2 separate regions of the Homo sapiens genome follow, and region 2 is linked to region 1. Evidence: chromatin loops called from intact Hi-C (ENCODE). Cell type or tissue: OCI-LY7. All regions are shown on one strand. Links, peaks and the distances in the headings refer to the core of each region. The heading gives the core; the rest is flanking DNA.

The links. Peaks named below come from ENCODE experiments on the same cell type or tissue, not always from the same donor. Only the 100,000 strongest peaks of a DNase experiment are listed, where the experiment ranks them.
Region 2: a loop joins it to region 1, with 2.3 times the contacts of the local background. A loop is called at or near these places in 1 of 110 quality-filtered maps.

What each region holds. Positions count from the first base shown.
Region 1 is chr20:34,021,047-34,023,957 of GRCh38, reverse strand. All of the region lies in intron 1 of RALY (RALY heterogeneous nuclear ribonucleoprotein), which reads right to left. Among named protein-coding and RNA genes, the nearest start is that of MIR4755, 27 kb to the left of the region's middle. In OCI-LY7, for the core only: CTCF peaks have their summits at 1,444 and 1,645 (motif pointing right); DNase peaks (open chromatin) are centred at 1,297 and 1,667; H3K27ac peaks cover 998 bases.
Region 2 is chr20:33,881,871-33,884,781 of GRCh38, reverse strand. No RefSeq gene overlaps it. Among named protein-coding and RNA genes, the nearest start is that of CHMP4B, 72 kb to the right of the region's middle. RefSeq lists enhancers at 1,020-1,279, 1,460-1,579. In OCI-LY7, for the core only: a CTCF peak has its summit at 1,430 (motif pointing right); DNase peaks (open chromatin) are centred at 465, 781 and 1,451; H3K4me3 peaks cover 2,110 bases; H3K27ac peaks cover 2,500 bases.

The sequences.
Region 1 (2,911 bases), core at 130-2,629:
AAGTGCTGGGATTACAGGCGTGAGCCACCACACCCAGCCTGTCATTGGTTTTTGAATACCTATTCAAAAACTGATATGTAAGCTTGAAATTTGCAGTTCCAGCCTCCACACTGAGGTCCCCTCCAAAGTTATTCTATACTGTATTAAGTCTGAGTGAGGTGAGAGGTGGCCTGATTGGGAATAAGGAGACTGGTTCTGGCCCTATTATACCATAGACTGACTGTGGGGCTCTTGTGATACTCCAGCATATGATCAGTGCTGACCATAAGGCTTCACTTTCTAGAGTGCACAAAATTAGGTGCTTTATTCTATAAATGGGGTTAGCTCCACATGAGAGCCCCTGCCTTAGTCACCCGCTTAAGACTTCAGACCCCCACCCCCTCGAACTAAAGCCCAACTCAAAATCCAAGGACAGGCCTCCCCACCAATGGCCATTGTCCAGAGACTGCTTGCCAGCCTGGATGTCCACTTGGGTTTGCTGCTCTCTCCACCCCTCTGTAAGGAAGGCAGCATATAGTAGAAACAATTAGCAGATAGACCTAGGTTTAAGCCATGGCTCTCCCACCAAAACTGGGTATCCTTGGTGCTTTGACCACCGTTCACTTGCCTGTCTCTTCTACCACTCTTCCCTACTTGGGAGCAAGAAATATTCAGTTGTTTTCCTGTATCCACAATGAGTCAGTCACTGTCTACCAAATGATACTCTCTAAAACTTAAGTCCTCACATTTGTAAAATGGTGATTAAATCACCTACCTCAGAATAGTGAAGATAAATGAGGGGAAAAAATTACGTAAACTGCCTAGACTAGTGCCTGGCCCTTCTTCCTCTACTGTATCTTGGATTCCCAGGGCCAAAAGTTTGTCTGTACTGAACTACACAGCCCATCCTGGAGACATCATGCCTTGCTGACGGGGTCTGTTCCACTCTAGCAGTCAGACTGACTGCCAGTTCCTGGAACTCTACCAATAAAAACAGATACGACTACTCTCCTCACAGGTGAAGGTAGTGAATTTCAAGCAAATGATCTTTGAGCATATACTAATATTCTAGATTGAAAAGAGAGGGGAACTTTGGGGGAAAAAATGCTATGCTATGAAGCTGGAGGCTTAGAGAAGAAATCCCAAGTCCCAAAAAGTGGCTGAAGATAATCTGCACTGGAGCCTACAGAAGGGCCAGAGACATGAAATGAATTGCCTTTGGTCACATAGGAAGCTGAAGGCAGAAATGAGCTTAAAACTCACCACTGTGGTCTCCCTAGATGGTACTTTTTCCGTCCTTCAGGGCAGATGCACAGTGCTGAAGGAAAAAGGAAGTGAGGCATAGGAGGCTCAGTAGAGTGGCAGGGAGAGGCACATAGGGACATCAAGTGGCACTTACAAAGTTTCTGTTTGGTAAAGGTGACTGAGGGATAAAGCCAGCCTTTAGTTTCGTAGGGGCCTTATGTGCTCTGGCAGTTGAGGGGCAGAAACAAGTTCAAACTGGCCAGAACAAGTGTCAACAGTTATGGAGGGGAAAGGTATAGGGTGTCTCAAAGTATCATAAGCCCCTCCACCCACAACATCAGCTGCTTTGAGTGATCAAAACCTTCTGCCTACCCATCCCCAACTTCTCAACTCATACTATGATCCAGATTTTCTACGGTATCTGTCTTTTCCACTAGAGGGCCCTCAAACTTAAAAACTAGGGGTGAGGTATAAGGTATAGAGAAGAGAATAAGAGCTTTGTCCAGGCTGTGCATGGTGGCTCCCATCTATAAACCCAGCAGTTTGGCAGGCCGAGACAGGAGACCACCTGAGCCCAGGAGTTCGAGACCAGCATGGGCAGCCAAGTGAGACATTGTCTTTATTAAAAAAAAAAAAAAAGAAAGAAAGAAAGAAAGAAAAAAGGAAAGAAAGAGAAGGCTGAGTGTGGTGGCTCATGCCTGTAATCCCAGCACTTTGGGAGGCCAAGGTGGAAGGATCACTTTGGGAGGCCAGGAGTTGAGGACCAGCCTGGGCAACAGAGCAAGACCCGTCTCTATTTAAAAAAAAATTTTTTTTTAATAATAAAAAAACTTAAAAGAACAAATTAAAAAAAATTTTTTTAATAATAAAAAAATTTAAAAGAACAAATTTTTTAAAAAGAGTTCCGTCTCCTGAGGAAGATCTGACTGATGAGTCTTTTCTTTATTCTACTCACCATATTCTACTTATTATATTCACCCGAACTTCTGAGTTAAGTGACTGGCCCAAGGTCACGCAGCTAATAAAGGCAAATCAGGACTTGCCTGTGTATCAAGTATCCTTTTATGGCCATGACTGCTATGGTTTGAATGTGTCTCCTAAAGCTCATGTGTTGGAAACTTAATCCCCAAAGCAACAATGTTGAGACAGGGGACTCTGAGAGGCAACATTAGTGCATGAGGGCTCTGCCTTCATGAATGGATTAATGTCATTACTGCAGGAAAGTGTCTGCTATCTTGAGAGTGGGTTTATTATAAAAGTGAGTTCAGCCCTCCCACTCTCTCTCACCATGTGATGCCTTCTGCCAGGTTTTTATGCAGCAACGTGGCCCTCACCAGATGCGGGCGGCCCCTTGATCTTGGACTTCCCAGCCTCCAGAAGCATGAGCCAAACAAACTTCTATTGTTTGTAAATGACTCAGTCTATGGTATTCTGTTACAGCAGCACAAAATGGACTAAGACGGTGACTTTCAGCCTGGCACAGTGGCTCATGCCTGTAAATCCCAGCACTTTGGGAGGTCCAGGCAGGTAGATCACTTGAGGTCAGGAGTTCAAGACCAGCCTGGCCAACATGGCAAAACCCCATCTCTACTAACAATACAAAAATTAGCCAGGCGTGGTGGTGCACGCCTGTAATCCCAGCTACTTGGGAAGCTGAGGCACAAGAATCGCTTGAACCCCGGAGGCG
Region 2 (2,911 bases), core at 295-2,794, 140 kb after region 1:
GTCTAATCAGGAGATCTGGGGAAAAGAGAGTCCAAGTAGAGGAAAGTATAAGAACAAAAGCCCTGAGGCAGGATCGAGTTTGAGGTCTCTGAGGAACAAGAAGGCCACACTGGCTGGACCTGAGGTTGGGGGTGATGGCAGGCAGGGACGGGGTCAGCAGGGCTTTGTAGGCCACGGGAAGGAGTTTGGATTTTATACAATCCTTCTCCTGCTTCACTAGAGGCCATGGGATGTGGTAAGAGGTGCTGGGACATAGTGATGAATCTGACTCATCTTCCCCATTGCCCCCCCACAGCTCTGACCCCTGCCCAGGTGCTCCCAGCCAGGCAGGCAGATAAGGAGAGGATTTAATCCACTGTGATCATTCCTGAGGCAGAGGAGGTAAGGGAGACCCTGAGGCCCAAAGTGCTAGCCCTGCCTGAACTAGTTAGGTTAGTGTCTCTGGCGGGGCTGCCAGACTCTTGATTTGAGATGAAGAAGCAGAAGCATATCCCAGGCAGAGAGACCTGTGTGGGCTAAAGCCTGGAGAAATGAAAGGGCTGCTGGTGAGCTCTGGTAGGTGGGAGATATGGGACAGGGCAGCAGCAGCACCTGCCACACAAACATCCACTACCTGGGAGCTGGCTAAGGAAATGATGGTCAAGCTGTACCAGAGAATGAAGCAGCCTTCTCTCTGCAGATACAAAAAGATCTCCAAGATGTATTAAGTGCAAAAATGAAAGTATAGAACCACGTTCCTGATAAGCTACCATTTGTATATAAAGCATGTGTGGGGGTGGTAAATATGACGACATATTTGTCCTATTTACATTTGCATAAAGAAACTGGAAGGATACACAAGGAACTAAGGCATGTGGCAGGTGATGGGGACTAGGCAGGTGAGGACGATGCAGGAGTTAGCCTTGTTTTACTGTGTGCCTTTTGAATTGTTTTTGTTTTTGTTTTTGTTTTGAGATGGAGTCTCACTCTGTCACCCAGGCTGGAGTGCAGTGGCATGTTGTCGGCTCACTTCAACCTCCACCTCCCAGATTCAAGTGATCCTGCTGCCTCAGCCTCCTGAGTAGCTGGAATTACAGGTGTGCACCATCACGCCCTGCTAAGTTTTATTTTTTTTAGTAGAGACAGGGTTTCACCATGTTGACCAGACTGGTCTCCTAACCTCAAGTGATCCACCCACCTTGGCGTCCCAAAGTGCTGGGATTATAGGCATGAGCCACCACACGCAGTCCTGAATGTAATTTTTGAAACCCATAATCATGAAACTCATTCTTAAAAATTGAAGAGCAAGAGTACAGAGGATGCGGCGCGGGAGCTGAGGTCACCAGGGCTGAGGTTGCTGTCATAGTATAAAAAGAGACATACTGCAACTGTGAGATTAACAAGAGCCATAGGACCCACTTAAGCATCTCACAGGCCGGACACCAGGTGTCACTTAGCAGTTGATACAGCCTGGCCCCAGGATTTCCAACCCTGGCCAGGGGATTTCCAGAAAACAAGACCACCTCAGCACAGATGCAACTTTCATAAACCTTGAAACAAAGCTTCCCCTTACAAGAATAGCTTAAACTTCTTTTTTGAAAGAAACACCTGGCGACTAACCTAGACTGAACCCAGGTCTAGGGAAGGGAGAAGGATCCCCCAAACTCTGAGGATGGTCTCTACACAGAGACCCTCCTGGTCAGCTGGTCCTCTGACCTCCTAAGTGTATCTGGCCCGTGTCATTGATGTCTGTCTCGTAACAGCACAGCCAAAATAAATCACTTGAGGCCGGGCACCATGGTTCATGCTTGTAACTCAGAACTTTGGGAGGCCAAGGGAGGAAGATGGGTTAAGGCCAGGAGTTCAAGACCAGCCTGGGCAACACAGCAAGATCCCATCTTTTTTTTTTTTAAGAAAAGGATAAACCGTTTGAGCATCAGGCAGTGTCTAAGACTCATCTTTGACACGAATCAAACCAAAGGAGAGAAATCGCTCGTGGGGAAGCTGGTCACCTAGGACCACCCGAACACAACAGCTGCTTATGATTTGGGCAGTAGGGAGCCATGGAAGGATTTAAAGGTAGGGAGGAGGTGTGTGACGTGATCAGACTTGTGAGCAGCCAGTGCGGAGAGTGGTTCACAGGGGGCAGCATGGAGGAGGCAGGTGTGACCATCCAGCTAGTGCCTGGCCTCTGATCTAGGGCAGAGACAAGGAGGTGGGGTGGGGAGCAGAGCGTTGGAGGGGGAAGGGACAGTAGAAGGCAGAGCTAACGAGGCTCCACTGCCAGGCAGGGATGCTAACCAGCTCCTTCCCCTCGGAAAAGAGGTGGATGTCAAATCTTGAGCCCCGCCCAGCCACACTGGCCCCTGATAAATCCCCTCTGGCCAGTCATTACTCTTCTCACGTGCAGCCCCCTAATTGCCCAGAGATGAAGTGTCTGAGGCTGCCCTCTTGCCATGGCAGACAAATGCCTGTTTGAGCAGAAGCCGGAGGGAACAGGACAGATGGGGTCCTGTTCAGCTTCCCTGCTCCCAGATCCCGGGCCTCGCTGCTCCTGTGGGCTTTGGGAAACCAACAAGGGTTTGTGTTTAATGAGGCTGCCTGCTCATCCATCACGCAAGGCCAGTGCCTTGACGACAGCAACCACCAAAGATGAGGGCCAGGCCAGGGTCCCTGAATCAGAGCAGGGTGAGGGTGGGGCAGGCTCAGTGCAATCGAATCCAGGCTGTGTAAATCACCACACCTCTCCAGGCTGTGATTTCCTCACCAAAATGGGGATCATGTTTTATGTGGCAGACATTGCATGTTAACAACTCTACACCCACTTGCTCTACTTCTTTAGGAGGAGAATCACATTTGTTTTCAGGATGGGGAGGAAAGGTACCACTGAAAAAACTCACTCTTCCCGCTTCCCTTGGAGCAGAGGCCACTA